Linked DNA regions of Mus musculus: regions 2, 3 and 4 are each linked to region 1. A link is a loop called in an ENCODE intact Hi-C map of the cell type or tissue named here. Cell type or tissue: gastrocnemius. All regions are shown on one strand. Region 1 holds the start of Ggt5 (gamma-glutamyltransferase 5). Region 2 holds the start of Gstt2 (glutathione S-transferase, theta 2). Region 3 holds the start of Gm40696 (a long non-coding RNA gene). Region 4 overlaps Cabin1 (calcineurin binding protein 1).

Evidence for each region. Hi-C counts contacts between places; a loop is a spot of excess contacts. Peaks named below come from ENCODE experiments on the same cell type or tissue, not always from the same donor. Only the 100,000 strongest peaks of a DNase experiment are listed, where the experiment ranks them.
Region 2: a loop joins it to region 1, with 2.6 times the contacts of the local background. A loop is called at or near these places in 7 of 42 quality-filtered maps.
Region 3: a loop joins it to region 1, with 2.2 times the contacts of the local background. A loop is called at or near these places in 17 of 42 quality-filtered maps.
Region 4: a loop joins it to region 1, with 4 times the contacts of the local background. A loop is called at or near these places in 17 of 42 quality-filtered maps.

The regions. Positions count from the first base shown.
Region 1 is chr10:75,584,151-75,592,150 of GRCm38, forward strand. It overlaps Ggt1 (gamma-glutamyltransferase 1), which reads left to right. Exons shown (of 15, transcript NM_001379537.1): 11 at 670-857; 12 at 1,008-1,135; 13 at 1,237-1,349; 14 at 1,441-1,554; 15 at 1,731-2,043. The coding sequence ends at 1,877. It overlaps Ggt5 (gamma-glutamyltransferase 5), which reads left to right and starts at 5,231. Exons shown (of 12, transcript NM_011820.5): 1 at 5,231-5,732. The coding sequence starts at 5,560. In gastrocnemius, a CTCF peak has its summit at 4,651 (motif pointing left); DNase peaks (open chromatin) are centred at 1,887, 2,253 and 5,187; H3K4me3 peaks cover 3,219 bases; H3K27ac peaks cover 5,901 bases.
Region 2 is chr10:75,827,448-75,835,447 of GRCm38, forward strand. Gstt2 (glutathione S-transferase, theta 2) reads right to left here and starts at 7,434. Exons shown (of 5, transcript NM_010361.2): 1 at 6,728-7,434; 2 at 6,205-6,292; 3 at 5,214-5,364; 4 at 4,948-5,121; 5 at 4,398-4,647. The coding sequence starts at 6,839. The coding sequence ends at 4,438. In gastrocnemius, a CTCF peak has its summit at 4,973 (motif pointing left); DNase peaks (open chromatin) are centred at 389, 1,319, 1,753, 5,022 and 2 more places; H3K4me3 peaks cover 2,495 bases; H3K27ac peaks cover 4,671 bases.
Region 3 is chr10:75,690,739-75,698,738 of GRCm38, forward strand. Cabin1 (calcineurin binding protein 1) reads right to left here. Exons shown (of 37, transcript NM_172549.3): 28 at 3,977-4,308. Gm40696 (a long non-coding RNA gene) reads left to right here and starts at 6,400. Exons shown (of 3, transcript XR_871835.3): 1 at 6,400-6,592; 2 at 7,652-8,000. In gastrocnemius, no CTCF peak of the experiment used is centred here; DNase peaks (open chromatin) are centred at 3,249 and 4,100.
Region 4 is chr10:75,701,086-75,709,085 of GRCm38, forward strand. The region is part of intron 26 of Cabin1 (calcineurin binding protein 1); the gene reads right to left. It overlaps Gm40696 (a long non-coding RNA gene), which reads left to right. Exons shown (of 3, transcript XR_871835.3): 3 at 6,755-8,000. Among named protein-coding and RNA genes, the nearest start is that of Gm40696, 7.9 kb to the left of the region's middle. In gastrocnemius, CTCF peaks have their summits at 2,638 (motif pointing left), 3,189 (motif pointing right) and 7,760 (motif pointing left); DNase peaks (open chromatin) are centred at 2,635, 3,316, 3,662 and 7,748; H3K4me3 peaks cover 566 bases; H3K27ac peaks cover 2,056 bases.

The DNA.
Region 1 (8,000 bases):
AAAGCCGAAGTCAAGCCTCTTCCTTCATCCTGTTCATTCTCCATTATCAGAGGGTTTATTTTCCCTAAAGACTTATTTATTATATGTAAGTGCACTGTAGCTGTCTTCAGACACACCAGAAGAGGGCGTCAGATCTCATTACGGGTGGTTATAAGCCACTATGTAGTTGCTGGGATTGGAACTCAGGACCTCCAGAAGAGCAGTCAGTGCTCTTAACCGCTGAGCCATCTCACCAGCCTTACCCCTCAGGTTTCATTCAGGGCTCTCCACTAGAATGCTTCCTGCCTCTCTATTCCTGTCGTCTGGCCTCCCATTTCCAATACTCTCCCTGCCTACTAGTGTTCTCTCCATGTTACACTGTTCAAGACTCGAATCTTCCCTGCTGATTCTTCAGCTCTGACCACAAGTTCCATAAACAATCACACAGATCATGTAAGAACATGGCAAGGGTCTAGTGGCTTGAGGGACAGACAGTCACAGGCTGGAGGTTAAAGAGGGTGTCGGACGGGATTTAGAAGGTACTGTCCCTAGTCCTGGGGAGGTCCTGGTTTAGCATAGAGGTAAGATCCGCGGCTGGGGCTTCCTAAGACCAGCTGGGACAGCCCTGTTGCATCCCCTTCCCGCCTCCTCCCTCCTAACCTCCTCAGGCCAGCTCTGGGGTCTCGGCAGGTGATCCGCAACATGAGCTCTGAGTTCTACGCCACCCAGCTCCGAGCCCGCATCACTGATGAAACCACCCACCCAGCCGCCTACTATGAGCCTGAATTCTACCTTCAGGATGATGGAGGCACCGCTCACCTGTCTGCGGTTTCAGAGGATGGCAGTGCTGTGGCTGCCACTAGTACCATCAACCTCTAGTAGGGGCTGTGCAGCTGCTGGGCAGAGCAGGGACCTGGGGGTGGGTGGGTGGGTGGGGCTCCTAGTAAGTGCTCTTGGCCTGGGCTGGGTGGGGACCAGGTGGGGAATGGCTGGGTTGTATATCATTATCTGAGCTGGCCTATCTTCAGCTTTGGCTCCAAGGTCCTGTCTCGGGTCAGTGGCATCCTGTTTAATGATGAGATGGATGACTTCAGCTCGCCCAACTTCATCAACCAGTTCAGGGTAGCCCCCTCACCAGCCAACTTCATCAAGCCAGGTGCAGGGTGGGAATCCTGGGATGCAGGGCATGAGTTGGGAGGGGGCTGGTACCCTAGGCAGGCAGCAGACCAGCCCCCTGTCTCCTCCTATGGATCATAGGTAAGCAGCCTCTTTCATCCATGTGTCCCTCAATCATCCTGGATAAGGACGGCCAGGTTCGCATGGTGGTCGGAGCCTCAGGGGGTACCCAGATCACCACATCTGTTGCACTGGTATGTGCCTTTTGCCTGCCCTTTCCTGCTCCTGTCTCTCTCTGCCCTTGCTCCTGGGCTATACTGACATATTGGTATCCTTTCCCGCCAGGCCATCATCAACAGCCTGTGGTTCGGATACGATGTGAAGAGAGCTGTGGAGGAGCCCCGGCTGCACAACCAGCTTTTACCTAATACCACAACGGTAGAGAAAGACATTGATCAGGTAGGCTGGGAGCTGAGGAGACAGAATCATGGTGTGGGATGAGAGAGCATCCTAGAGGCTGGCATCTTCTGAGTTACGACAAATCTGTGGCCCTGCTGAGACGTGCCCTGTCCTTTCTCTCTCTCTCTCTCTCTCTCTCTCTCTCTCTCTCACACACACACACACACACACCCCAGGTGGTGACTGCAGGCCTGAAGATTCGGCACCACCATACAGAAGTCACGCCCACCTTCATCGCTGTAGTTCAGGCTGTCGTTCGAGCATCAGGTGGTTGGGCAGCTGCCTCAGACTCCAGAAAAGGCGGGGAACCTGCTGGCTACTGAGTGCCCGGAAGAGGCAAGATTGACCCGCAGCCAAGGGACGAGAATGGGAACAGGAGCAAGAGTGGGACGTTGGAGAACATGCCGCCTCTGGGTGGGACAGAGGGAGCGCAATAAATGGAGGCCACCGCCAAGCTGCGGGAAGCCTTTGCGGGCTGAACTTTCCATATCATGGACTTTAGTGTCTTGTGTATGAAATGGAGTCATCTCACTTGGAAAATGACAAGGCAGGATCCTAAGACTTACCGTGATGTTAAGTCATGAAGCTAACACCAACCTTTAAGTGGGGGGAATCCCACCGTGCCTGAGAGTTAGGGGGATGGGGTAAACAGAACACCTAAATTGTCCTAAGCAGTGACACTTGCAATATCAGCCACTAGAGGGCGCCCCGACCTTGCCATTAACTGGAACAAAGCAATGACACTGTAGCTGTGGGTGGAGAATGCTTCTAGGACAGATGTGGGCTCTCATTGGCCCGCACTTAGGGGGTAAAACTGAAGGAGAGTAGACTAGAGACAAAAACAAGGCAATTTGGCTAAGGCCATACTTGAGGTCACTTTCCAAGCACAAACCCAGAGTGAAAGCCAAGCTTGTCTTGCAAGAGGCCCAGTTCTCAAACAAACAGACAGTCCCAGCAGGTCCGCCAGCTATAGAAAACCCACAGATCCACAAGGGGAACACAGCTCACAATGGATGAGCCCAGAAGAGCACCATTAGATACATCCCTCCTTGTGTTAGTCAGGGTTTCTATTGCTGCAATGAAAGACCATGACCAAAGCAGCTTGGAGAGGAAAGGGTTTATTTGGCTTACATTTCCACATCACAGTTGACCATGAAAGGTAAGGACAGGCACTCAGACGGGCCAGGAACCTGGAGACAGGAGCCAATACAGGGGCCATGGAAGAGTGCGACTTGCTCCTCATGGCTTGTTCAGCCTTCTTTCTTATAGAACCCAGGACCTTCAGCCCAGGGATGGCGCCACCCACAATAGGCTAAACCCTCCTCCATCCATCACTAATTTAAAAACTGTCCTGCAGGCTTGCCCACAGCTAGATCTTATGGAGGTATTTTCTCAGTTGAGGCTCCCTCTCTGATGACTCTAGTTTGTGTCAAGTTGATATAAAACTAGCCAACACACTCTTTAAGGGCAGCCCCTCATGCTGTGTCAAGGTCTATAGAACTCACAGCTGTGACCACGAGGTAAAGAGACACTTGGAGACAATGTAGAAGTGAGCCACCGGGGTAGTCACAGCCTAGGAGCTAAATATTGCCCCTTAAAGTGAGCACAAGTTGGGGGTCCCTGAGGGAAGGGACCCAGTGGCTGGAGGAGGGTCCCAGGAGGCTAGAAGTCCTGGTGTTTCCAACCTGCCCATGGGAAAGCAGGGTTTTCCTGTAGGTGTGCTCCATGTCTGAGCTCTAAAGCTCTCTATCTCTGGGGCTCCTTGGGGAACACAGAAGCTGGGCTGAAGGGGGGGGTGCCAGCCATTCCTCAATCCATATTTGAAGGGGAGAAGGCAGGATTCCCTAGGCCAATATATTAAGATATGGTATATCAGTGTTTCATGCCCCACTGGACTGGCCGGAGATTTCCATGGACCCAGGGTGCTTGAAGTGTACCGCGCTCTCCCAGACCCACTGCGTATAGCCCAGAGCTTCTTTGGAGACTTGGGGACTTGAGTGACCATCCCCTTTCTAGTGCCTTTCCATGTTACTTCCTGGATAAGGGCCTTTGGAGCCACCAGACCTGGCCTTCCCAGCCAAGTCCAGTATGATAGCAAGCCTTGAGAATCCGTAGAACTGCCTCTGAACTCTGGTCTGCGCCTGACCAGGATGTCCCAGCCAGGGACCAGGAGGGGAAGATAACCTACCCTTGTGTCTGCTTGTTCCCCCCATACTGCTTTGGCCTTAGGGGACAGTGGCCCGTGAGTGGACTGGCCTACATTCAAGAATGTGCTTTGGTTCCTGGTTGAGCAATGACATGACATTGTAGTGTTGGGGACAACTGGGATGGGGAAGACTCCCACAGACACTCCCCTCTTCCTCTAGGAAGATGTGGGAACAGGCTTACAGGAAACAGCCTCCCTTGTCCAGGCTTAGCAGGGACTCTGGGTGTGACACTTAACAGGATGGGTGGCCAGTGCGGGCATTCCCTCTCTGGGCCTCTTTTTTTTTTTTTTTTTTTTTTTTTTGGCATTGCCAAGCCGGGGGGTACGAAGATGGGGGCGGGGGGCATGCTCAGTGGAAAGAGAGTGAGGAATGATGGGAAGGCCTGAAACCAAGAGCTCTTCTGCCCTGCACATGTATTAATTCTGATCACGAGAGCACATTGGTGGGTCCTCACTGCTCCAGCTGCCTCCCACTGGAACATCCTGAGATCATGGAAAGATAGGACCCAAGCCAGGCTCCCAGAGGAGGAGGCTCACCAGCACAGAAATAGCCCTGAGTTCTTCTGGACTCAGCAAGTGGGCCTCTGAGCTGCAGAAAAAGGGAGGGCACTTGAGCAGGGCAGCCTCGTCCTTTAGAGGTCTAAGGTTGAGTTTATGGGTCACTATGTCCCAGCACTGTGTGTCAGCAGCACTGGGTGTCAGGGCACTGGACATCTGGCCTGCCTGCCCACTCCCTTCCCACCCCATGCTCAGATGTTTGGATGAGGCTGTGCCAGGCTGTAATAAAACGGTCCCGACGAGGCTGGAGAGCTGGCTCAGCAGTTAAAAGCACTGACTGCTCTTCCTGAGGTCCTGACTCTAAATCCCAGCAACCACATGGTGGCTCACAACCATCTGTAATGAGATCTGATGCCCTCTTCTGGTGTGTCTGAAGACAGCTACAGTGTACTTACATATAATAAATAAATAAATAAATAAATAAATAAATAAATCTTTAAAATATTTTAAAAGATTCATTTCTATAAAAATTTTAAAAATTAAAACAGCACGGTCCTGAGTGGCTACCTTGGTCTACCTTCAGCCCCATCTCTGTACCAGCTGGGTGATTGCATTGAGAGGCTGCCTGGGTGGAACCAGTTGGGAGTGGAAGCTGGGGAATGGAGTTTCACCCTGCAGGAGACACCCTGACCCTGAGCTGTTGGGAGGCAGGAAAACAGTGAGAGAGGTTCCCTGAGTTCCATGTCCCAGTTCCCCTGGGTGCATCAAGCATCACATTTCCAATGGCACTGGGACTGAGGAGTCTTTGGGTGGTGTTGGGGCAGCAGGGCAGGCCATGGGATCAACTGGCGATGGAAGAGTTAACAGCGGCAGCTGGCTCTTCTCAAGAAAAAAAAAACTCCCTGTAGATGCCTGGCTTGCCTCCAGGGTTGAGCCTCGGGAGCTGAAAACTGCAAGTTCAGACCTGTGGCTAGTTCTGCCTCTGGAGGAGAGTGTAGCAGCAGCCTGGCCACAGCCTGCCGTCTGTCTATCCATAAACCCAGGCTGGCTGGCTTCCTGTTTCTCCTCTGTAACCTGCCTGGCCACCTATCTGTAAGGCTGTCCGTCATCCTTTCTGTCCAGTTGTCTGGCCTGTGTGGCTGTCTGTCTTGACCCATCGATCTTTCCCCTCTGTCCAATAGCCTGAGATCACCCTGTGTAGCTTCTTTTCCCTTCAGTTTGTCAGTCAGTTTGTCTGTCTCTGTCTGTCCACTGCCCTGTGTGTCCAGTTGCCTCCCTCTCTGTCCCTGGGCCACTGAGCCATGGCTTGGGGTCACAGGGCCACGGTCTGCCTGGTCCTGCTGGGTGTAGGTCTAGGTCTGGTTATCGTTGTGTTGGCTGCGGTCCTTTCTCCTCGTCAAGCCTCTTGTGGTCCCGGTGCCTTCACGCGTGCTGCGGTAGCGGCTGACTCCAAGATCTGCTCGGATATTGGACGGTGAGTAAAAAGTGGGTGTGAGCTCAGTGGCCCTTGGCAGCTAGCGGGTTGTGCCTGGAGACTGTGTAACTGTGGTGGGGGTGTGAAGAGGGACACGCGAGTGCCGGCTGTGCTTGCGGTGGGGTAAAGGCCATGTGTGGTTTGGCTTCCTACAACAGTCCCAGGGCCCTTGCACAGAATGGTGTATGTGTGTCCATAGGGAAGATGGGGACTCTGGACAGCATTGCAAAGATGGTGTGAGTCTATTATTGAAGATCGGCTATACAGTGCTGGTTGGAAAGGCAGACTGGATGAGACCTGTGACTTTGTGCCTGCTGGTTCTGACCAAGACTGGACCTTTTTCAGAAACCTGGGCAACGGGCTTCAGGGTTCCATACATTGGTCTGCCCTGCCACAGAGAGAGGGAGGTCCCAGGGCCAGTATAAGAAAGCACGTTACAGCTGTCAGGACCTCCCTCTCTGTGGCAGGGTCTGGCCTTGGTGAGTGGAGTGACTGATGTGGAGGCTGGGAAGGAGGGAGAGAGACAGACAGAGACAGACACAGACACAGAGAGAAAGAGAGGCAGAGACAGAGAGACAGAGACAGAGAGACAGAGAGAGGAAGAGTGGGGAGAGAGAGACAGACAGAGAGATAGACAGAGAGACAGACAGAGAGAGAGGCAGAGAGAGAGGCAGAGAGAGAGGCAGAGAGACAGACAGAGAGAGAGGCAGAGAGAGAGGCAGAGAGAAGCTACAGTGGTTGTTTCCTGACCTTCCAGGAAACCCAGCCCATGGGAAGCCTATGCTACCCACCATGCTGCCACAGGATTACCCTGAGGCAAGAAGTCACTCCTGGTCCCCTGCCTCCCACTGGGGCCCTGAAACCTGGACAAGCCTCTCCTTTTTTCTGGTCATCTGGGTCTCCTTCCCAGAATATCTGCCTGGTAGCCCACTGTCAGGGTTCAAGTGCTTTGTAAACCCAAGGCTGGGTCCTGCAGCAGGCAGAGTGGTGGTCCTGGCCCAAAATACCATGCTGTTATGCTTTTTTTTGACTGTTATTGAATGTACCTTCTGTCTGTCTGTCCTTCCTTCTTCCTTCCTTACATCCTTTCTTCCTTCTGTCCATCCTTCCATCTGTCCTTTGTCTGTTTGTCCTTCAAACCATCTGTCCTTCCTTCCTTCCTTCCTTCCTTCTGTCCATCCTTCTTTCTGTCTGTCTGTTCATCTGTTTTTCCTTCCATCCTTCCTTCTGTCTATCCTTCCTTCCTTCTGTCCATCCTTCCTTCCTTCTGTCTGTCCTTCCTTCTGTCTGTCTTTCCTTCCTTCTGTCCTTCCTTCTGTTTGTCCTGCCTTCCTTCCCGCCTCCCTTATTCCATCTGTCTACCCATTCTCTTCCACCTCCCTCGCTCACAGTAGCCCGCAACCCTGCTAACCTGGTCCTCTGAGTTCCCAGACTTCCTGGAGGATTCACATCTACATTTAACTTGGAACTCCATGGGAATAGCAGCCCGGATCAGTAGGGACAGTCCTTTCTACGTCACATGGCGCTCCCAAGGGACTCAAGAGTTAAGACCAACAGTTGCTCTGTCTCCATGAGATGCAGCATCTATTTAATCCTTCTAGAATACAAAATTGTAACTGAGGTGGGGTATGTGTGCACGCTCAGGCCCCACAGAAAACCAGCCAGAAGAGCAGCCTCTGTGAACAAAGGGGCGTGCTTCTACTATCTGTGAGAAGGCTCTCTGAACAGGGAGCATTGGTCTGCGAGGCCCAGGCTGTGGTTGGTGCTAAGAGCCTGCACTCTAAACTCTCAAGCTTCCCCTGGTGGAAAGCGGATGTGGGTTCCCCCACAGTGTTTTGTTAAACTCTTCTTGCTTCCTGTTCTTGTTTTAAGAAGTCAAGGGTGGGAGGGAACCTATGGACCCAGCTGCTTACCGTAAGAGAGTGCTTGGTGACCATAGCCAGACTAGGCCTTCAGGAAGGTGCTGTTGTGTGTCTCCTGGCCAAGAGCTTTTCATTCGACTTAGGCTGTCTGCCCGGGGGAAGAACCTGGCCAGTGTCACTGTGGGAAGTCTTGGTGCTACTGGTATTCCCCCCTACTGTTGCTGCTGCTGTTCTTGCCAGGATGGGAACGCTGTGGAAGGGTCAGTCTTTCTAAAGTCCCTCACCTCTCCCCTGGGACACCAGTGTGCCCAACCCTAGGTACTTAATGGCCACACCCTTATTTACCAAAATCATAGAAGGTAAGGCTGCTTTGGGGTTCTGGCGAGTAGGTTTCTGGAGGGCTGTC
Region 2 (8,000 bases), 240 kb after region 1:
ATGTTTCGGCAGGCATTTCCTTCTGCAGGGACCCAGGTCTGCCCTCTGTCTGGGCCTCACTCATCCCTGTTAGCATCTCCACTCCACACGAGGGAAGCAGCCCTACCCTGTGGGCTAGCATCACGGAAATGTCTGAAGTTCAAGTCTGGTCACTTTGCCCCTCCGTGCGGTACTCTCTCCATGTGCTCACCATGGTCACACCCCCTAGGCCTATTTTGGCCTGGGCACTTCTGTTGTGGTGTGGAGGGGTAAGCTATGGGCAGCAGAGTCACTGTGGACCTGGAGGACAACTCCTGTGTGCAAGGGGAGCCAGGGTTTGGCTTCCATACTGGAAGATGCTGATTGAGTAGGGTGTGGGGTTGGCTGCAAGCCTGAGTCACCCAGGCCTTCCTGGGCTCCTAGCCAAGACCTCCTAGGAAGTTGGCAGGACCCCATTCTGAAACCTGAGGAAGTAAGAGTCATTCTCTGGACCTGACACACAGAGTTTGGCCATGCTTATCACAGGCTCTGAAGCCAACCAGTAGTTAGGACTGTGGGAGATGGATACCCCCAACACACGCGTAGGCACGCTCACACACACACACACACACACACACACAAATTCATACTGTGTGCAGATGACATCTTCCATGGTTTCAGGAACAGCTCATGGCTCAACTGGATGAGTGAAGTCCCCTCCACACACACCCTTTTGTCACTCTGACTGTGTCAAGCAAGATCACTGTGCCAGCTACTTTATGCCAACTTGACACAAGCTAGAGTCATCAGAGAGGAAGGAGCCTCACTTGAGAAAATGCTCCATAAGATCCAATCAGGGTGTAGGCAAGCCTAAAGCACATTTTCTTCATTAGTGATTGATGGGGGGAGGCCCAGCCCACTATAGGTGGGGGTATCTCTGAGCCGGAGGTCCTGGGTTCTATAAGAAAGCAGGCTGAGCAAACCAGTGAGCAGCATTCACTCTGTGGCCTTGGCCTCTGCACTAGTTCCTGCCTTCAGGTCCCTGCTCTGTTTGAGTTCCTGTCCTGAACTCCTATGATATGGAAATGCAAACTGAATAAACTTTCCCATGACCTTGCTTTTTGATCATGGTGTTTCATCACAGCAATAGAAATCCTAAGACAGTCACTGTGATCAAGTAACAGGATGTGGCTGCTGTCCCTGGAATGAGGAACTAGGACACAGGTGCAGGGCTGAATCTTGGCTAGGACCTAGCTTCTCTCCAAGGATAGGCTCTGCTCTGGAAGCCATAGGGAACACAACCAACTTGCTGTTCCAAAGTGGAGGAGGAGGGCCTGGGCTAGGAGCCAGAGTTGGCCTATAGCCCAGGCAAACAGAATCTGTCTCATGAAGGCAAGTAGGCCCAACAGAGCAAGGGGTCACCCACTAAGGCCTGGGGTAGGAATCTGGGCTCTGGTCTGACATGCTCAAATGTGCCAGAATCCCCTGGCCCACACTGCCAGGAGCTGTCTCTGATTCATCAACCCAGGCAAGCTCCCCATTGCTTGAGAACCCATGCCCTCTCCACAGTACACAGTTCACTGACTTCCTGAGAAGAGGTTCTGTTCAACCAGATAGGTCAGTGATTGGCAGACCAAAGAAATGATTCTACCCAAGTCTAGCTTAAGCTTGGTGGGGAATGGGTTTCCTGGGGTTACTCGCAGGAGCATGAATAACACAATAGCCATGGCGTTACTCAAAGGCCCATCAGTCTTAGGGTTTCTATTATTGCAATGAAACACCCTGAACAAAAATCAAGTTGGGGGGAGGGGAGGGTGTATTTGGCTTACACTTCCACATCATGGCTCATCACCAAAGGAAGTTGGGACAAGGACTCAGGACAGAAACTCAAACAGGGCAGGAACCTGGAGTCAGGAGCTGATGCAGAGGCCATGGAGGAGCATCATCAATATAGTATACCAATGTGATATTTTGTGGAAGAAACAGATGATCAAGATACCTTGTAAGTTATGACATAGGGTAGGAGAGCTAATTTATCCTTAAGGCAAGCCTGTAAAGGTGTACTGCTGGTCTTGCCAACTGAAAGCAAATTGCTTCTAGAGATCTTTATGGACAACTACCAGAAAAGGGGTGGGGGGGGGGCATTTGCTAAACAAACAGCTGTATACCAGGTACCAGGAGAGGTGGTAACTTGCTCAAATAAGAACACTACATCTGGTACAGCAGCTGTAGTCGGAGTTACTACCTGATTTAGTTTTCAATAGTCAACTGTCATTCTCTATGATTCATCTGTCTTCTGCACTGGCCAGATAGGAGAGTTAAAGGGAGATGTGGTGGGAACCACCACCTCTGCATCTTTCAAGTCCTTGAAGGTGGCACTAATTTATGCAGTTCCTCCAAGGCATGTGATACTGTTTCTGATTGACTTCTTCCATTTAGCATAGTCCTAAACAGCATAGCCCTCTTTCCATAGGTCAGATCTGTCACAGCAGTAACCCACAATCCTGGTGCCAACTTTTTTAGGATTTCTGTTGCTACAACAAAACACCATGGCCAAAAAGCAAGTTGGGGAGAAAGGGGTTTATTTGGCTTATACTTACATATTGCTGTTCATTTTGAAGGACAGGAACTCAAACAGGGCAGGATCCCGAGGGCTGCAGCTGATGTAGAAGCCATGGAGGAGTGTTGTTTACTGGCTTGTTTCCCCTGGCTTGCTCAGCCTGCTCTCTTACAGAAGCTAGGACCACCAGCCCAGGGATGGCACCACCCACCATGGTCTGGGCCCCTCCCTGAAATGATCACTAATTGAAAAAATGCCCTACAGCTGGATCTCATATAGGCATTTCCTCACCTGAGGTTTCTTCCTCTCCTCTCTGATGACTGTAGCTTTTGTCAAATGGACACAAAACTAGCCAGTATGCCCAGCTTTACTGCTGATAAATTAAAATTTGAGTGTATTTTTTTTTTCTGGGAATTGAGTAATCAAAGGCGGAGCAGAAGCCTCTGACTGAGATGGAAGATTTTCTGTGATGTAATACTGACTTTCCTGCTGTGATGACCTCTATGATAATCTTAGCTGTCTTTGCAGCATGTTAATATCTTGTTAACATTTTTTCCCCATTTTCTGTTTTATAGGAATCCTGTGACTCGCTTGTGGAAGTCAGAGGACAGTTTGCAGCACTTGGCTTCTCTCCTTCCACTCCCTAGGCTCTAGTGATGGAACACAAGTCAACAGCCTTGGCTGTAAGTATCCTCAGAGGCTGATCCATCTGGTTGACCTCTTAATTCTTTTTTTTTTTTTAGGATTTATTTATTTATTATATGTAAGTACACTGTAGCTGTCTTCAGACACACCAGAAGAGGGCGTCAGATCTTGTTACGGATGGTTGTGAGCCACCATGTGGTTGCTGGGACTTGAACACTGGACCTTTGGAAGAGCAGTCGGGTACTCTTACCCACTGAACCATCTCACCAGCCCAACCTCTTAATTCTTAATGTTAAATCCTTTCTGTTGTGTGTTCTCACCCATGGACACACTTGGAGGCTTACATAACAATGTAAATAAATCAGGTTTGTTGTTACTTGTAAACTATCTGAGGAGATAAAAATGTTTGCCCAAAGACATCTTATTTATTCTTACACTTCAATGACTAATTCTTGTAAAACACCATCTACCTCCCTGAATGGCTTGTTATGATCATTTTTTTTGCCCGTGTAATAATTTTATGTGGATTGTTATGTGACTTTTCTATGATTAACCATAATGTTTCACGGAGTCATAATTTGATTCCATGCATATTATAGGACAGTATAATAAAACCAATTAACGAGCTGGGCGTGGTGGCGCACACCTTTAGTCCCAGCACTCGGGAGGCAGAGGCAGGTGGATTTCTGAGTTCGAGGACAGCATGATCTACAAAGTGAGTTCCAGGACAGCCAGAGAAACCCTGTCTCAAAACAAACAAAAAAACCAATAGCTCTTTATTCCTTAAACTATTCAGACTCTTTATTATAATAAAACACAGATGTCTACCAACTTTTGATTGGTTTCTTTGGGTGTGTTACTGTTTTTTTTTTTTTAAAGCATCTTTTATATATTATTGATTTGGGTCTCCTATAGGTTGTGTATACTGTACCTTAAGAGAAGCATGCTAAGGATAGCTGGTGTTCCTTTTAAAGCTTCTCTCAGAGTCAGAGAGGGAGCCAGGATAAAAGACTGGGGCAAAAAGAAACGTTAAGAAAAAAAAGGAAAGGGGTTGGTGAGATGTCTCAGTGGGTAAGAGCACCCGACTGCTCTTCCAAAGGTCCGAAGTTCAAATCCCAGCAACCACATTGTGGCTCACAACCACCCGTAATGAGAGTCTGAAGACAGCTACAGTGTACTTACATATAATAAATAAATAAATAAATATTTTTTAAAAAAAAGAAAAAAAAGGAAAGAAAAAACACAAAATGAGTCTTTATTGCTGGTCAGACCACTCAAGGAATCCTAGCAATTCGAAGCTGCATGCTGGCATGGACCTCCGGAGGGGGTACTGGTAACATTTTCTTGGCTGCCTGTCCCAGGATGCTCAGGATGGTGCTATGAGCCTCCTGACACAGCTCAGCACCCAAGAACGCCTCCACCCTCTCTCGCCATGCTGTCAGCTGAGGCCGTCCCTCAAACAGGTTATAGCCAAGAGCCACGGGCTGTAGAGACAAAGATGGGAAAGTCGAAGAGATACCGAGGGTCCCATTGCAGGCAACACAAGCATCATAGACACAGCCCCATGGGAGGTCTGGGGCACTGTGATCAGATCCAGGACCTGACAGCAGCCAGAAGCTGCCCCCCACCCCACTCCCCACTTCCCACCTAGACAGGAAACAAATCACACAAAGTTCCCCTCTATGGTTCTGGCTTTTCCCAGACCACAGTGCTTTGGACTTGGGGAAGTAGCAAAAAGAAGAGTCCGCCCTTAGCTACTACTACCCCATCTGCTGGTCTCCTACCTGCATCAACTCCTCCAGAGACATGAGATCCGCTAGCGTCACCTGCTGGCCAACAAGGAAGGCCCTGTCCCTGAGGAACTTGTCCTCCAGCTGTTGCAGAACCAGGACCATTCTATCTCTGTTCCGTTCCACCTTCTCCTGGGGAACCTGGACCCCAATGAGTGGCCCCAACACCTGGCAGAACGACAGAAGAGCTCAATCTATAAATAAGCCTGACTCTTACTGGGTGCCCAAGGTTCAGCCCCTCCCCAGAGGACCCTGGATACCTTGGTCCATAGGAGCACTCCGAAAGTACCACGGATGTTGTCGGCATGCCAGCCCAGGTATTCGTGGACTTGGGCACGGGCCTGTAGGTCGGCCGGGTACCAGTGGTCTGCCACCTGGTACTTGGAACTCAGGTAAATCAAGATGGCTGTGCTGGGAATCATAGAAGAGGGGCTATATGGACCATGGGAAGAGGGGATTTAAGGACCTTGGCTGTTTCCCATCCCTTGGCGGGGCCTTCAGAATTCTCACATTTGAAGTACTTCCCTCTGGTCTCACCACCTATCTCTCCATGACTCTTGCCTGTCCCCAGAGCCTTTCTTCTCTGCAATGTTGTGCATGGTGAAACCCAGAGACACACACAGACACACACAGACAGACACCAGCAAGAGCTCTGCCCCTCTCCAGGTCGCCTCTTTTTTTGATGTCGTGGACACTGACCCCTGGCCAGACCTTTTTCTCTCCGCCTTTCTTTTTTGGTGGTGGTTGTTGTTGTTTTGTGGGTTTTTTTTTGTTGTTGTTTTGTTTTGTTTTTTAGCTCTCTGACACTAGACTCTAATGGGAGAACCAAACAGTCTGTGAGCCCTGACCCTTTCATTGGTCTCCGGGGCCAAGCTTTGGCGGATTAAACAGGACATCTAGGAAGTTAGGAGAAGCCCTTCCTAGTCCTTTGTTGAATCTACATTTTTTTTTCCCTAACCCTTGACAATCGTCCCCTTGTCGCCTTCCAATACCCCTCAATCAGGATAGGGAGGCCTGGAGGGGGAGGGGGGGAGTCCAGCAGATGAAACAGGACAGAAGCAAGGGACATGCTGGATCAGCCCTCTAGTCTTCCAGGACCCCTTCCCACAGAGTCTGCTCTAGCCAGGCCCCCTCACAGCCTAGGGTCGGAGTCGGCCAGGGCCCCGCCCCGCACCCCACTCCAACGGAAGTGGGGCGGCCAAAGGGAGCCGGAGGAGGTAGTGAGGGCTCTGGGTATATTTACAGCTGCACCTTTCGGTCAACACGAAGCTTCCGTCTTTGAGTACAGGAACTTTGTTTAAGCAGTTCACCTGGGAGAATTGCTCGCTCATGTGCTGCCCTGGGAAGGAAGAAGCCAGAAAATGCGTGCAAGGACTCAAGCAGTATTCCTATTTTCCCCTTTCTCTTTGCAACCAGAGCAAGGTCGAAACGGCCAAAATCCGGATGGGCCGGGAACCAGAGGCACAGAGGTGGCTCAGCTATGTGTCTCTTCCCTGCAAAGTCTCCGGAATTTTGTGAATCTAAACACTGCGTGCCTTCAAAGCAGAAACTGTAGGAATCTTTCATTTTTCTCCCCACGTCCCAGGACAAAAAGTCTCTCTTGTCAGAGCGGAAGTTACGTTTAAAGAGGGCTCTGAACTGACTAAGACCACTCCAAAGAGAGCAGAGCATTCCTTGGTGGACGGCGCTGGGGGTGGGGGGGGTCAGATGATGGGGAGATTGTACCCAGGCAGAATGTGAAGGACTGACATGGTCTAGGGGTAAATGTGCCAACCTTTGAGTATATCCACGGTACGCGTCTGGAAGGGGATGCCATTCTTCTTGGCGAAGATGTAGACAGCGCGGCTGGGTTGTGACAGCAGGTCCAGGTAGAGCTCCAAGCCCATTGCCGGTAGCGACACAAGATGGTGTGCCGACTGCGTTCGATAACAGCAAGCTGGGGTCCAGCACAGCCTCAGTTGGCCAAGCCAAACGATTTCCTCCTCTGGATAGCTGACACCTGCTGATCTTGGGGAGGGAGACGCTTTGGAGGACTTTATACCAAAAGCAGGGCTGAGGTGCGCGCGCACTCAGACTGACTTATGCGATTTGCTCCAGCGGACCGTGGAGCCAGGAATCCAGCCCAGGACCTTAGTCTCACCCGGACGCGGAAATGGCCTAGCTGGGCTTTCGTGGACCCAACTCAGAGTTCTGTGGACGTAGTCGTTTGCGGGGAACTAGACCGCTCAGCTCCTAGCTCTCAGTTACTGCAGGAGGGGATCTTAGAGGCTGATCGCTGATCCTTCTTTAACGGGTGAAGCTTGTTGCAGGCTGCTAGAAACTTTGCCTTAAGGAAGAACTGTGGTTGGTCCAGCTGCCCCGTGCAAAACAGGTCGTCTAAGAACACTGGACCTCCCCAGATCTGTGAGGCTGGGCAGCAAAGCTTGAAGGAGTCACAGGACCACCTCTCTCGCCCGCCTCCAACACTCTCCACGGTAGCATCTTCCGATGGGGAAAAGAGGTGCCCATTATCACTGGCTTTATCTGAATCTTTTAGAGTAGCTATAGCCCGTGGGCCATATCGGGCACCAGAATGTTTCCCTGGGCGTTTTTCTTTTTTTCTTTTTTCTTTCTTTCTTTCTTTCTTTTTTTTTTTTTTTTTTTTTTTTTTTTGACATTGAGGGGTAGGGGTCTTGCTATAGCACAGGCTGGCCTCAAACCCTTCTGCTCCATTGATTCTCCTGTCTTAGTTTCCTGAATGTCTGGGACTCCCAGGTGAGACCTATCCTGCCTGGCTTTCCAGGGAATTTATGTTTGTTTGATTCATTTGGTTGGCTATTTTTTGTTTTGTTTTGTTTTGTTTTGTTTGAAACAGGGACTCATATAGTCCAGGTTGGCCTCAAATTCGACTTCATTTTCCAAGTGCTTAGGACTACAGGCATTTGCCATAGAACCAGTCTTACCCTGTGAGTTGATAGCTAGGAGCTGTGGTAGCCAGTAGGCTCAAACCGAGCTCTCTCAAGTGGCCCCTCCCCTCGCCCCTCCCACCGCCAGAACCGTCTGAAGCC
Region 3 (8,000 bases), 110 kb after region 1:
CACTGAAGTAACACCCTTGCTGTGCTGGGACAATCGATACTGGTGACACTGGTCAGCTAGGGCTGAAGAATCAGCTGTGGTTAGCTTGTTTCACTACACAAGGTTCATTCAATTGTTACAGGACTACCTTTCTTTTAAAGACTGCAGAACATCCCACACCATTATTACCTATAGACTTTTAGTACACTTGAAACTGGGACGTGTATATCACCAACTTTGGTTTTTATTTGGCTGCTTGGCTCCAGGGTCCATTCTGATCAGCTGCTCTGCACTAGACTGCTTAGAGTAGTTATAGCAAAAACTGAAGGATCTCAGCTCCAGGACAACAGGGCAAAAGTGGTCATATGTCATCCTTCATCCAGACCCCTAAGGATGAGGGTAGGAGCCCAAATGGTAAGATCCAATTAGAGCATGCCCTCTTCTCCTGGGCTTTTCCCATGGGCTGGGGGAGGTTTCTATGACTACAGACTGACAGCTCTGGACCTGATATCCTGGTGAAAAGTGTGACCCTGGACATGAGAGCCACTGTGGCTTCTACACAAGTGATCATTCCTAGCTAAGGGCTTAAGGGCTTAGGCTCTTGGGCCCACAGTATAGCACATCAGAAGCTTTCCCTCACCTTCCTCATACAGCAAAATCAGCCTTGGATGGGAGGACAGTCACACATAAGCATCAAGGATCCCGCAGGAGAAGACCTAGGCCTTGGCAACTCTGTTCCAGGCACAGTCCTCAGAAGGCCTTGTTTTTTGTTTTTTGTTTTTTTGAGACAGGGTTTCTCTGTGCAGCCCTGGCTGGCCTCGAACTCAGAAATCCGCCTGTCTCTGCCACCCAAGCGCTGGGATTAAAGGAGTGTGCCACCACTGCATGGCCAGAAGGCCTTGCTGCAGGGGTGTGCGATGGGCAGGAGCTACAGAGATGCAAATAAGGGAGATGGGTCTGGCTAAGAGGAAAGGACAGCCATTGTCCACCCACTGCCATTATCACAATAATTCTGTGCATCACCACCAGTTTCCTTCAACAAAACAACCCTGAGCCTCCAAGAGTGTCCAGCCACAGTGCCTGGGTCTGTACCTAGGGGGCCAACGACTGCACCTAAAGGGACATGTCAAAGATCGAAGGGGTCAACAGCAGCTAACTGTCCAACCCAGAGAAGCTCTGCCTGTTGGATGCCAAAGTAGTCAGACACCTGACATTCCAGTGGCCACCGAGCCACACAACAGCAACAGGAAAATATCACTGCTAAGCCTGTAGGGAAGACTTAAACAGCAACCAACCAACCAACCAACCAACAAACAAACAAAACAATTTAAAAACCAGATTGATGTCAAATACACACATTAGAAAGTGTTTGTTACCAAACAGCCATGTGTGGAGAGAGGTCAGTGCTTGTCAGCCAATGTCCCTGAATTAGTCAGCTACAGTGAGCTGTGTTCCACCATGGAAGAACCGGCAGAGCGGGCACCTAAGACTCGTCCTCTAACAGAGGCTAGGCCCTCAGCAGCAGGAAGGTGTTAATTCAAACAATCCGCAGGGCCTGGTGCTAATCTATCATTCAGGTTGTAGGTGGCAACTGGTGTTCAGCAAAAGCCTGTCAATGAAGCTCACAAAGCTCCCCCAACAGCAGAGGCAGCCCAGGGACATGGTCAGGATCCAGAGCATACCAGTCATCCTAGAAGCATTCAATGTACACCTGGCTCTCTACAGTATGGTCTCCATGGGATGTCTAACATTGAGAAGTGAGTGTCTGTCTGCCCCAAAGGAGATCTCTCAGAATCGTGGCCAGCATGGCATTTCCACAAATCAAGAAACCCAATCTAAAATTTGGCCAAGAAAAGAGCCAGCAGAAACTAATGGATATGGCTGGGTTGACTGGATCCATTGCATGATCCACTACAGAAAGACCCAAATGACCCAGGGACGATCGTGGGAAGAGTACAAAGGAGAACACCACACAGAGCGGGACACACTTAGCAGTGAAGGACAATGGAGCTAACTGAGTCCCGGGCAAAACCACAGGTCCTCATTCACACTTGGTTCCATTACTCAGCCCTGGTAAACCAGAAGCCCGGGTTCCCAGATGCAAAGTAATAAGGCCTACAACCAAAGTCCCCAAATTAGCATTATCTGTCCCCAGGAGTCAGAAGTAGTATCAGCCCTGAGAGGGCTTCTGACTTTAGAGTATGGAATTAGGATTCTCTCCTACCCCTCCCCTTTCCTCCCCTCTGCTGTGTCTTCTTTCCTTCCTCATTCCTCTGCTTCTCTCTGGCCTCAAACTCAAACTCTCTGAACTAAGGATAGCCTGGATCTTGTAATACTCCTGCATCTGCCTCTCCATGGTGCGGAGTGCAGGAGTGCACCTCTGACCCTGCCTGTATTTACTTACATCTGACATAAACACGACTTTGAAATATCTATTTAATAGCTCTCATCCAATGAAGGGGACAACATTATTCAACAACACCTGGCACATGCTAAACACTCCACACGCCGGCATCCTTAGGACGGAAAGAAAGTCTTTAGCAGGACATAAAAGCTTGGTGGGGCCTATATGACAACTCACTCTTCTCCGACCCACCTGCACCCTCTTCCTCTTTCCTTCCCTGGGGAACAATGCATGCCAACCATTCTGCACCCCACATGCTGTCTCAGCCTTTGTTAGGGAAGGCATGTGAGAACACAAACTGTCTGAGCCGAGCATGGACAGCAGGCTGGCCAGCAGTGAGGGGACTATGGAGGGCTGATGACTACAATCTCCTACCAGGACTTGAGAGGCTCTGTACCCAAGCTCTGCTGCTCCTCACAGAGGAAAGGGTTACCAGAAATGACTAAAGCAGTAAAGACAACAGCTAGGGCCCTGTGTACAGAAGTCTGGTGCATAGAGGTAAGACTCACTGCTGAAAGTAGGCCAGGTAGTGAGTGAGCCCAGCTTTTCTGAATGGGGTCAGCAGCACCGGCCAAGAGCAGCTAGGCAAGCCAGTCTACTGTTGTTTGATTTACAGAGACTGACAGTAATGATCTTCTCCCTCCACAGGTCTGCTGAGGCTAACTTCACCTACTGTGTTTTAGAAAACTGTCTAAGCTACACGAACACGTCAGTCACTGCAGGGATGAGGAATAACCAGTGCCAAGCCAGGGTCTGTTTCCCTAGACAACTACCCTCCCTACTTGGTTCTTCAATCATGCAGAACGTGGTGGGGCCCAGAACAGGGGCAGCAGTGACTCAGGAGTCACGTAAAGGCAGGTCTCACAGCTAGACTGGAGAAACCCCACTTCTCACGCGGTCCAGCTCGCTCTCGCTGGCTCTCACCACACAGCCCTCTGTGGGGCTGCTGGCGTGGGCTGGCTGCCTTTCCTTTCCTCCCTCAGGCCTTACCTGCTGCCCTCACATTACAGATCTCAGCCTCCACAGAGCTGCTGCAGCACTCCACTGCTCTGCATCCTGCTAGCCTCTGTCATGCTGGTCACAACAGAGCTCTTCTGCTTGCCCGTGTGTATATTTTTAACCTGAGCATACCGCTGAAGGAACAGGCACCAGGGGCAGGGGACCTCTCCCCATTATCTCTTGAATAAGGAGTGACTTATGGAAAAGAAGGTCACTCTGGTCCTTCCACCAGTGTTAAAAGCCAGAAGAAAGGGTCTGCCCGGAAAGCCCCTGGGAACACTGACAACTAGGGCACAGCTGTTGCTTTCCAAAAGAGCTGAGGGAGGCTCTCAGCATCCAACATCTGGGAAGCAGGGGCTTCAAGGGTGGATCTGGCAGCTGTACCCATGAGGGGAGCCCAGGGCAGGCGACAGCAAAGAGGCCTCTGTTCCAAGGAACACTGGACCACACTTTGGACTGCCTCTGGCTCTGTAGCTCTTCTTCCCATCTCTCCCAGATAAGTTACCCAAGCCCTGACCCCAAAGTTCCAATCTGTTTTGGTTCAGCCCGTGAGCTGCTCATCATACCAACGTCCCTCTCCAGGGCCCTTCTTACCCGGTGAGTCTTGCTGTAGGTGTAGAGGAAGGCCAGCCGGTAGAGACTCTTGTAGTGCTGTGGGAAGCGGCTCAAGCACAGGCAGAAGGAGGAGATGCACTGCTCTGTAAGGAACTGGCGCTGCTCCTCAGCACCCGCTGGCAGCCCCTGGGGAAAAGCCACCGGCTCCCCTAGGGAATCACCCCTCTTCTTCCCATCCCACAAAGGAGGTGTGGACGCTGGGGGCTTGCTGGGGATGTAAGCAGAGGCTGAGGAGTCTGCCACAGGCTTCTGGACGCTTTGTTCTACAACCCGGAAGGCCTCTGTGCTCTCCAAGGACTCTTCTGTTTTTCCTACAATTAAGAAGGAAGAGAAAGTCACTTGGTTTTGAGCTCTTTTTTATGCAACAATCTATCACAAATAATGGAACACCTCATTAAGGTGACAGGGACAGCTGGGTTGATGCCCATGCTTGATGGGCAATGAACCCAGCAATGGGAGATACAGGGCCCCACACTAGCACTGGCTCTGCCTACTGGCTGTGGTCACGTAGGCTCCTGTCCCAACAAACAGGAGGCACCAGCTGGCTTCCAGCAGAGGGCCCAGAGGCGACAGTGGAGGAGCTCCAAGCTGGGCTCTGGCTCCTACCTAGTGAGTGGTGGCACAGGTGCTATTCGGGATGGTCTAGGAACACAAGAAAGCAGCCCACAGAGGGGAGGCGATATCACCACTGCTAGTCAAGCAGCTCGGGCAAGTGAAATACCTGTTCTACTGGTAGCAAGTACCTCAGCCTAGAGTCTACCTGACACTCCTCTCTGGGACTGCTGCAGGGGTGGCAAGTGTTTATGTATAGCTCCTACTTGAGAAGTCCAATACCTGAACAGTCAGTCAACCCTGCTCCTCAGGCAGCATGGGGGAGCCCAGGATCAGCCTCAAGATGGCAGAGCTGAATGACCTCATACCATCCCTTCTAAGGCACAGCCTAGTTGGCTGTCCATGGAGGAGGCTCTCTGGCCCAGGGAGCAGGAGATTGGGTGGCTTTTGGCCCATTGCCTTGCGGTATTCTGCGTTTGGCATATCCTACACAGCCTGTCTGGAGAAGGAGCCAGTATTACCTATTCAGAAGGTATAGTGTACTGTGGGTGAAGCCTCAGAGCCCTCCTGCTAATATGAGGGAAGCCAGACAATAGCTGAATCCTAATTTGGCAAAATCAAGGACCAAGACTCCAAGTTATCTTCACAGCAAGTACCAGCATAACTAGGCAGACCTCAGGTATGTGGCAAGGCTGACAGTTGTACTTTTGCGTCAAGGAAAGAACTGAGCAGTCTCTCTGTACCTATCAGGTCCCTGCTATCCCAGCTCCCCAGGACACCTCCTTTCCACTGCCACTGCAGTTGGACACGCGCTGACCTCTGCCTTGCCCACTGACTCACTCGCTCACAGACCTCAGCACTCCACTCAGTGTTTCCTCTTTTGGGCTGTCTCACCTAAGGTAGAATTTGTAGAGGACTGTTTCCCGCCCTGGAGCCCAGAGCTTAGTAGGGGCCTGTTCTAGAGCTTAGTAGGGCTGTTTTTGTTTTGCAGTGCTAGGGATGAAGCCCAGGGTATTACCCCAGCTCCCACCCCAGTATCTGAAGTGGACTGGGTAAGGGTCAGAGGTCCTAAAGGGTCTTTGCTGACGTGCTATTGTGCTGTCATCTCCTCTCTTGTGGCTAAGGATGCACTCTGGACCCCTAATTTCAAGCTGGCACCCATCTTGCCAAGGTTACCATCATCTTGCTCACAAGCACATCAAGTTTTTGTGTTCCAAATGTGACTCAACACAAGCAGTGGGAACAGTGGCTATGAGCCCAATCGGAGGCTCTGGGAAGGCAAGGGAATCAGAGGATGATCCAGCCCTTGGCCTAGGTCAGGGGTCAGGAGTCAGAGATGACACTAAATGCTCAGACATAAAGTCTCAGGAACAATGTTGACAGAAAGCAGGCAGAGTGAGGTTTTAATCCAGTTCAGTGCATACATCTGAAGGACCAAAGACGATGGTGATCTCTGACAGCTACAGCTCAGCTGCTCAGACTTCTGGGTGGCCCAAGAGGTCTAGGAAAGATGAGGCGAGCTGCCTCACCCAAACATCCACTCAATCTGCTAACTGGGCCTCCTCACAGATTGCTGCAGAGGGTCAGAAATGGTTGTAAGTCCTCATGATGCTAGGATGTCAAGGAAAAACCCAATACCAGCAGCATGAAGATGGTATGATACGGTCCTCCCACCCAAAGGTGAGAAAAATACACACTTTCACTCAGCCTAAACGAGGTCTTTATGGCAAGAACTAGTTTAGAATGCTTCTGATACAGGCATTGAGGCTAGCAAGCGTGGGAGTTCTAGGAAGCATGTCAGCCTACCATGGTAAATTGGCTCTATCTAGTGGTTTCCTGGGAAGGGTGGAGGGGACACAGCTGAACACCAGACACAGACCTGTCAACCACAGATAATGCCACTATCAACTAGAAAGTAGGCCATGTGTGGCCACAGTACGGCAGGTCTTAAAGAGTTCCCCGAATGGGCTACACTGGTTACTGACAATTTCTACTTTTGAGTTTACATACTACAGAGGGAGCCTGTGTTTAAGTACTGAAATTGTAAGTACTGGTGTTCTCCCCCTCCCTCCCTCGCTCCTTCCTCCCTCAGTTCAGGGCTAGGCGGGAAAGCAGACCCCACTCCCATCAGTACTCACTGCCTGGTGGACCTGCTCTTCAGTGGGCACCAAATGTCTGAGCACCAAATGTCTGGAGTCCATGGCATGCATGGACTGGAGGAAGCAGCAGGTTGGTGGCAGGGCTGATCAGAGAATGGGCCTGGATTTCAGTGGGCACTGGCCTGCAGCTCAGGCTTTCTCAGGGAGGTTGAGAGCTAGTTGTGGCCTAACAGGACAGCACAGAGGCAGAAAACTCACCTAAGCTAGGCTGGGAGTGGGGAGGGACAGAGACAGAACATGTCATTTTAAGCCTTCTAGCCACTGTAATAGCCTCTGGTTCTATCCTAACATTCCTCACCAATGGCCAGCAATGCACTGAGTAAGAGAGGCAGGATGCTAGGACACTCCTCAGTTTAGAAGGGCCCTGTCTCACACATGATGCAAAGAGGCTGGAGGGGAAACATACCCCATTGGTCATTTGAACACTTGCTTCACAGCCATTTCAGGAAGTTGTAGAAGCTTTAAGATGCAGGGCCTCGCTGGAGGCATGCTGGGTACAGAGACCTTTTAGAGTGACAGTCAGGTCCCTATTCTGCCATAGCTTCCACTGCAAAGGACAGAACTCTACCTTCTGTAGACCATATCCCCTCAAACTGTGTGAAGCGAAAGATACTCTTCTTCCCTTAAGTTAGCACTGTCAGGCGCCTTAGCCATTGCAAGGAAAGATGTAATAACTAAGACTGACGTCTACAGGGACAGTTGCAAATAGTCTACTGCTTGGCGGGCCACAGAACATCAATCAAGAGTCTCACTTGTCTAAGAGAAAAACTAGCAATGCTATATTGGAATGTGCAGGGTATGTCACCTGTCTCCTTTCTACCCCAAATTTCCTACAGTATATTTATATCCATTACAGAATATAACCAACAGGAAGGGGGTCAGCACAATGACTGCCCAGAATGTAAGGTAGTGACTGCATTTCTTTTTAATTTCTGGTTTTCAGAGACAAAATGTACTCGGACACTCACTCTGCTATCAAACCTGTGACCCACTCACCTCAGCCTGCTGAGCACTGGTTACAGGGATGTACCACCACACTTGGCTTTAACCTTAACCCCAGTCCCTTGTTATTCTTTAAGAGTCCCACTGTATAGCCCTGGCTGGCTTCAGACTCACAAAAATCCACCTTCTTCTGCTTCCTAAGTGCGGGGATTAAAGGCATGCACCTCCATAACTAGCTTTAACCTGTCTCTTGATGGGAACCAGGTACAGTAAATCTATCTGTTAAGAGTCCTATCCTCCTCCCAATGGTTTTGGCCCCACTATCAGTTACAAGTGAGCCTCTAACTTGC
Region 4 (8,000 bases), 120 kb after region 1:
CAAAGCCTCATCTGGAGAAAACACAAAGCTAGCAGCACAATGAAGGCAATCATAGCAACAACAGACTGCAGCCTTGCTTGGAGGCCCAAAAGCAGGACAGGTACATCTACTCCAGGAGTAAATATTATTTATTTCAGTTAGTTTCTGTGGTCCTACATGTGGTATCTAGCTAGTATTCACTATAAAATTATAAGACATATGCACATGCATTAAGAAACAAACAAAAACGCATACTGTAAAGAGGCAAAATAACAGAACTAGAATTGGAGATGATCACTGGCTATTTAAAATAGCAACGATTAATGTGATGCATAGCTATAATTAGGATGTTAAAGCTATAGTGGAAAATCTGCACACTACCCACGGACAGATGGTAAATTTCAGGAGTGAGCTGGAAATTATAAAGAAGAGTCAAATGTAGTTTCTAGAAATAAACAAACAGTAACGAGAAATGAGATGACGCTTCTGGCCAGGCTTCTCAGCAGACTTGACATAACAAGGATGAAGGATCAAAACTTAAACTAGAGGGCTGAGAAGACGGCTCAGAGCTTCAGAGGAAGCACTGAAATTCTTACATTGGACCTGAGTCTGGCTGCTAGCACCCACACAGTGGCTCAAACCCACCAGATCCAGGGGATCTAGCACTCTCTCTCGTCTCTGGGTATGGGGTGCTCACATACTGTGCATATTTATACATGCAAGCAAAATGTTCACACATGCAGAAAAAAATTAATTCTTGGTAAAACAAAACTTGAAATTAACTGAATATAAACAATCCAAATTGAAGGGGTGGGGTGGCAAAGCAGACCAGAGCACGTGAATGGCCTAACCACTACTCAGAATCTCAGAAATGAGAGAGGAGCATTTGTTCAGCATATGCAAAGCCCTGGGTTTACTCCCAGCACTGCAAGAATTAAAACACAGGATAACCAAGACTTTTCCAAAAATCATAAAACACAGAGGCATTAAGAACCTCAGAAAGCACACCCTCTACACATGATGGAGGGATCACACAAGGTCTGACACCGAAGGCCAGGCAGAACACTCACACACATTAAATAAATCAATAAATCTTTTTTAAGGTTAAGAAATTAAAACAACAACAACTTTTGATCAGAAAGCATGTACTAGATAATAGCTTAACATCGGGGCAGGAGGAGAAATCCAGATTTTTGAGTCAGTAAAAATAATTTTCTACAAGGTAAGAGTAAATGAAGACCTTTTTGAAATAATAAGTAAATTTATTATCAGTAAGTATGAGTCATGAAATGTTAAGGTAGAATGAATATGGACCCAGACAGAAAGCTGGACCTGTATAATAAAAGTGAGCTCTCTAGAACTGGCTGAGGTGATGATAAACTTTGTAAAAGGCCTTCTTCTACCAGGTGTGTGTGCTGCTGCTCAGCTGTAAGGCCAGCACTGATGAGGGAGAACACAAGACCTGGTGTCAAAACTAAACTAAACCTAAACTAAAGTAGCAGCAAAGCATGAAGCCTTCTAAAACACACAAAAGTAAAATGCATAAAAACCACAAGAAGCCGGAAGACCCTTACAGTGCTGTGAAGAAGTGCAGTGTCTTCAGGTTGGTGGTGACTAATGGTGTCACTGTTAGCCGGAAGGCACAAACCACATTTGTGCAATCAGTGAATAAGTGATAAAGTAGTTTGGGTATCTGAGGGTGAAGTAGGGATCTAGAGAGCCAAGTCCAAATTCACCCTGTCACTGACCAGCTATGCTGAGATGGGGCAGAGGCAGACACAGCCCCACTGTGGCCCTCCCAGTCCTCCTTCAGAACCTTAGACATCAAACACTGGTGACTGTATCAGCAGGTAATCCCAGGGGATTGTACAAGCTACTTGGTGGGAAAATGGGAAACAAGGTGGAATTGTTTACAAAAAGTAGAAAGCCCGGAGCCTGGCAGGGCAGACTGTCAGTGCTGAAATCCTGCTCCTTTGTTCGAGCCTGGAAAACCTAAAATCCATGCCACAGTGATTTGCACTTTGGTTCCCCTCTATGTAAAACTAAAGAACAGTGACCATTTCCAAAACTGTCATTATGATTACACAGGTCATTAAACACAGGTGCCTGTGCAATACCTGGCACCCATAAAAATGTCAGCCCAATTATCCATTCCTAATTGTTACAGAGACTAGGTACGATTTATCAGTAATGCCACACACTAACCATCAGACATTTTATTCTGAATAGTTTTGCTGAGCCACACTGCAGTGGGTTACGGGTGCCCTTTCTTAACCAGTGCCCAATCACTGACCTCAAGCCAAGAGAGAGACTTGCAGAGGAACACTGAGAACTAGCTCTGACCTCCAATACCTGCTCTGCTGCTCTGGCCATGAGACGGAGGTGTCAACACGTAGCACAGTAGAGACGGCTGTCAGGTCCACAGCCCAGTGAGTGATAGCTCCTAAGTTCAGCTGGCCAGATGTAATAAAAACAGAGGATTTGGGCCACAGAAGAGACCAAAGCTGGAATTGTCTTACTTGATAAAAAGCTCTTCCTTACTTTCAGGGTCAGGCATGGGGCTTCCTAAGTCCTGAGTGAGGGATAAAGGCCAGGCCTGCTACACTCAGAAGAAACTCCATCTTGGGTCTCCACTGTAAGGGACCACTGCTCCCTCTGCAGGACTGATAGCCCATTGCTGTCTCCGTAGAAAGAGAATATTGAGAAATGGTGACCATTATTAATTACACTTACAGTAATCATATAAAAAGTCAGTATAATGGATACATGGGGGAGAACCACAGCATTACAGAGGCCAGAGGACAATGCTTTCATCAGTCATCTCCTCCATCTACATGAGGACTCCAGGCACAGGCCTCAGGGAACAGGCTTGCTTAGCGAGTGCCTTTACCTGCTCTATCTTGCTAGCCCTTGTTGAAGAACTTTGAACTAAAGGGTCTTTGGTGCACATTCCAATCTCATATCTGCTACTGACATGCTAGACAAACATGGCTGAGTAAGTCTACTGCCTTAGGGCTCCCATTTCATGTTTCTTAACACAAGCATCCTTATTCCTGAACATGGGATCTCCACAGGCTCTACCCCCTCACACACGCTAATGACAGCATAATGACCTATCCCATCCCACAGCATTCGCACTGGCCTAGACAGAAACATGAATAGCTTGGGCAATGCCAGAGAGGCCTGAAAGTCTCCAGAAGATGGCAGCCATGCCCTTGCTGTTAGCATCCCCAAGAGAGCCAGGCCAGGGCCAGCTCATCTCAGGCAACAGGAAACACGCTGTGGGGACTGCAGACTGAGAAGCATAGCCAACCAACACTGAGCTTCAGGAAAGCATCCAGGCTTTGCCAGGATGATCTCACCACTGGCACAATGCCTCACTAGCTCACTGGCTCTCAAGCTGTTAGGCTCGCAGCCTAAAGGAATTGCCAGTTTGGTGGAATCCCAGCTGTGATCATTGTAAAAACAGAGGATTGACTTGAGCAAATGGGTATTTACTCCTAATGAGCTAATGCCTGCGCAATGCTTCAACACGAGGGGACCACGGATCCACAAGCAACATGGGGAAGACAGCCAGACTATAACGGGAATGCTGTGGGCAAGAAGAGATGATGGAACGGAGGGTTGTGCTCCACTGAAAAGCAACACCCCGCAGAGAGAACACTCTTAAGCCTCTTAAAATGCCATGAGAGGCACAGCAGCCACAGGGGAGGGGCCAGGCTGGACAGCCTGGGGATGCACTTCCCCAACCTCTCACATGCGTGAGAAGCTCTGAGAGCTGGCAGAGCTCAGGCTGCCACCGCTACTGAGGATGTTGTGGTAGCTCCAGTTCTCTCCTCAGGGATGAACACAGTATAAAGCAGCCCTAATAAAAGCACAGCTAATGGAGCCAGAATCACCACAGTCCTGTGGCAACACCTAAAGGTCACAGTGCTGGACAGTGCCGGGGGTTAAAGGTTGTACACAACAAAGACTAGGAAGCCGGAGCCAGCAGGGCAGGCTGCTGCCTGCTCGTGGGATGCTGGGGGCTTACATGTATTAGAAATAGAAGACGGCAATGGCCATCGACATAGGTCAGTAGATGTAGGCCAGTCATTAGGATTTCTATCTGGCATGCATAAAGCCCTAGGCTCAATTCTCAGCACCACATAAACTAGTAACTCCCATACCCACTAGGAGAGGCAAGAGCATCAGAAACTAGCCAAGTCATCCTTGGCTAGAAAGAGGGTAAGTATCTTCTCCTGTCCTGCTTCTTCCAAGACTAAAGGCATGAAAGACTTGTATTTTTTAAATTATGTGTAGAGGCCAGAGTGTTGAATCCCCTGAAGCTGGAGCTAGAGGAGGTTGTGAGCCATGTAACACGGGTGCTGAGGATTGATCTAAGTCCCCTGGAAGAAAGGCAAGTGCTCTTATTCTCTGAGCCATCTTCTCCAGGCCCAAGATTAGAAACTTTAAATTGCAACTTCTTTTCTCTTCATTGTATACATGTGAATGCAATGCGAGCATTGTGTGTACGTGGAAGGTCCCTCAGGCATAGTATGTGTCTTTTCCTAATGAGCCCTCCCTCTGTCTTGCTACCCCATCCCCCTCCTCCTTCTCCTCCTTTGCAGTAAGAACGTTACTACACAGCCCTGGGCCTTGGGATCCTCCTACTTCAGGCTCTTGATTTCTGGGATTGCAGGCAAGTGTCACCACACTCAGCAAAGGTGAATTTCTTCAAATAAGATACGTTAAGAGGTTGCAAAGTTCAGGATTTTGTTTTTCTCTGTTCCTGCAGGTCTGGTGAGTATGAAATGGTGGGTAAGATAATCCTGATTACAAAGTCCAAGAAGACACACATGGTTCCACATCAAGTACCCAACTGGCCAGAGGAAGCCAAGTTTCCCTTCTTTCAGAGCCATAGGGTAAAGACGAATGAAAAACTCTTAGAAGATACCCAGAAGCCTAGCCTGTGGTATACAACTATAATCCCTGCACTCAGGAAGCTAAGGCAGGAGCCAGCCTGCGCTACCTGTCAGGATCTGACTTTAAAATATAAATAGATAAGTAGGTTGCTGTAGTGTGCATGCATACAGAGCCTCCCCATCCCCTCTCCCAGGGAGCCATATCTTCTCTGGCACAGCTGACTGAGGACCTTGAGGAGGCAAACAGACAAAGATAAGAGAGAAAGTGTGCCAGGCACATTTCGCAATATGATAAAAGTACCCTCTTTCTGCGACCAGCTAATGAAGGATGGCTCAGGGGCTGGATGAAATCAGACAAACAACAGAGCCTAGTAGCTCTCCCACAACAGAAGGCCAGCCTTAGACTCTAAAGTCGGATCAGTTAGTTAGGAGTAACAAGGAAAACTGTGTGAAGCCTGGGGCAGCCTCTCCTCCTCCTCCTCCTCCTCCTCCTCCTCCTCCTCCTCCTCCTCCTCCTCCTCCTCCTCCTCCTCCTCCTCCTCCTCCAGAAGCCATGCCCTTGAGGCTTACCAGTGGGGCAGAAGGAAAAAAGATGCTACTGACCACACTGACTCCCAGAAGGCCCTCTGCAGAGTAGTCGTCTTAGCTCTTTAGGCCAGAAGTTGCACCAGAGACTTCTGGGAGAGCAGGGTCAGATTCCTTTTGGGTGGTATTCCCACACATCACTTTGAGCCTTTGGGGAGGACTTACCCTCCCTGGCCAGCACTACATCTGTTTTCTGGATAGCTGAATTCAGCTTTGTCTCAGCTTACACAGCACCTGGCCCAGGCACACTGATAAAACCAGGGAGTGTACAGCCGCATGGGGCTAGGGCACTGGCGCGAGCACACAGCTAAGAACTGAGCTTCAGTTCCACCTCTTCCACACAGCTGCCAGTGGGCACTGCAGACCTTTCCTGGGATCGTAGCTGAGGGTCCCAAGAGGCGGACACTGACACTCAAGAGGGCCTTGGCAGGACAAGGGTGGGTGTTTGGCTAATGTTACTAAAGCAGAGACTACTACCCTGCTTGCCTGCAGAGGGCCACATGTGGACAAAGGCGCAGGCAAGATTGCCTTGTCTGCCTCTGTTGCCTTGTCTCAGCCGTCTGCTCCATCTCTGAGGGGGTCCTGGAACACAAACTGCAGGTGCCCTGGACTTGAGACAGAGCAAGAAATCTACAGAAATCCTTTCTGATCGACCTAGCAAGAGACTGGCACATGAATGGGACCCCTAAGGACCACATACAGCCCACTTTAGCCCTGAGTCTCAGAAGCTAGGAGTGTATTCTTCTGAAGAAGCGGCCTGGTGGTCAACAGGAAAGAAGATCAGCACTAGCAAGTAGGCTGCAGGCAGGGCTTGATCTTTTCATTTACAATGTTCTTTTAAAGTTTTGCTTATATGGCAACTTTTCATTGGAATGAATACTTGGGGCAAGATTACATTATCTGATTCTCTGAATCACACCAAGGCACAGGCGCCACTCCAGCCTGCCCTCTCTGCATCCTGAGGGGGAGAAAGCTCAGCTGCCAGTCACCTGTTGATGAAGCCCTGGTACTCTCCACTTCCAGGGCAGGAGTCAAAGGATTCAGAGCCCACTACGAAGAGGGAAAAGGGCTGGCTTGGGGATAGAACGGCAGCCTGTCCCAACAGCTCTGAAAGGAGGTTCTCTTTTGAGTCTTTCTTCATCCAGGTTTCACCATGCTCAACACCACAGGATGCCCAGGCTGAGAGAGCTTCCTTGGGAGATGCGGGCTTCCAGGAGCTCCTTCAATGTGTTTGTGACACTTGCTCCAGCAGGAAGCCTTATAACAGCTCTTGTTTATTCCCTCAGGCTAGACCAAGGAATATGCAGGAAAGACTTGCCATCAGAGACTGCAATAACAGCTCTTGTTTATTCCCTCAGGCTAGACCAAGGAATATGCAGGAAAAGACTTGCCATCAGAGACTGCAATAACAGCTCTTGTTTATTCCCTCAGGCTAGACCAAGGAATATGCAGAAAAAGACTTGCCATCAGAGACAGCAGAGACTTTGACCAGCCAACCTAGAGAGATCAGAATGTCTGCCAACCAGAAAACAAGTTTCTAAAAACCACCAACTCAAGTAGAACCAACATTCTGAGAAATTTCCAACTAGGCAAAATCCATTCCAGCTGGTCTTTGCTAGTCAGCTACCAGGAAATGATGGGTCCACCAGGAATGGAGCTGGCCACAGGAAACATGGGTGCCAATAGCAGGCTGAGGAGACTGCAAAGGCACCAAGGAGAGACTCCAGAAGCATGAACACCTTGAGAGAGAAGCAGCAGCAGGTGGGCAGCAGGGCTTCACACCATGGGGAAACAGGCTGCATTCCTACCCTGTCAGCCAGCTTTCCTGGGTCAGTGAAGCAATGCCAGACACTTCAAGCTCCACTTTGCTCAGACAGTAGTGCCAGGAGTCTGGTAGTCACTGGGAATCAGTCTCTTTCACTCTAGCTCAGGTCAGGAGATATACCGGCCAGAGAGAATTCAACCTCTCTGAACTCAACTGCCAAGAACAGAGGACACCAGGACAGCGGGCAGCCTATGGCTATCTGGTGTATTTTCCGGGAAGGTTCTTCCAATTAAAGACAAGGAGAATCTGTGTGTCTGGAGCCAAGCAGGAGTCTGTGGCCCTGTCACTCTGCTGCTCTCCTGAGTCCTTTCCCCACAAAATCCCTTTGTGGCCACTCCAACACACTGCAGGGCTCTGTAACTCACATTGTCTTTGTGCCCACCCCCACCCCCAAGTCCCCCTCAGTGTCCTTAGACTGATGTAGTCATCCGAATGCACAGCCACCGTCTCAGGCGCCACCTAGGGGCATGCAGGCTCAACCACCGCAGCGCAGGGCACTCTCAGCGCGGTGCCCTCCTCCATGCCTAGCACACAGCGGGAGCTGTTTAACTGCCACCATCAGCACTGGCCTGAGAGAGGGTCTCAGAAAGGTTAAGAGGAAGAGTGGGCGCAGAAAGATGTCAGCTGAGTGTCCGGAACAGCATGCTCCCCTGGGAGTCTCTCCCACTTTGGGCAGGTCTGTTTACAGGAATATGGAGCTCCTACAG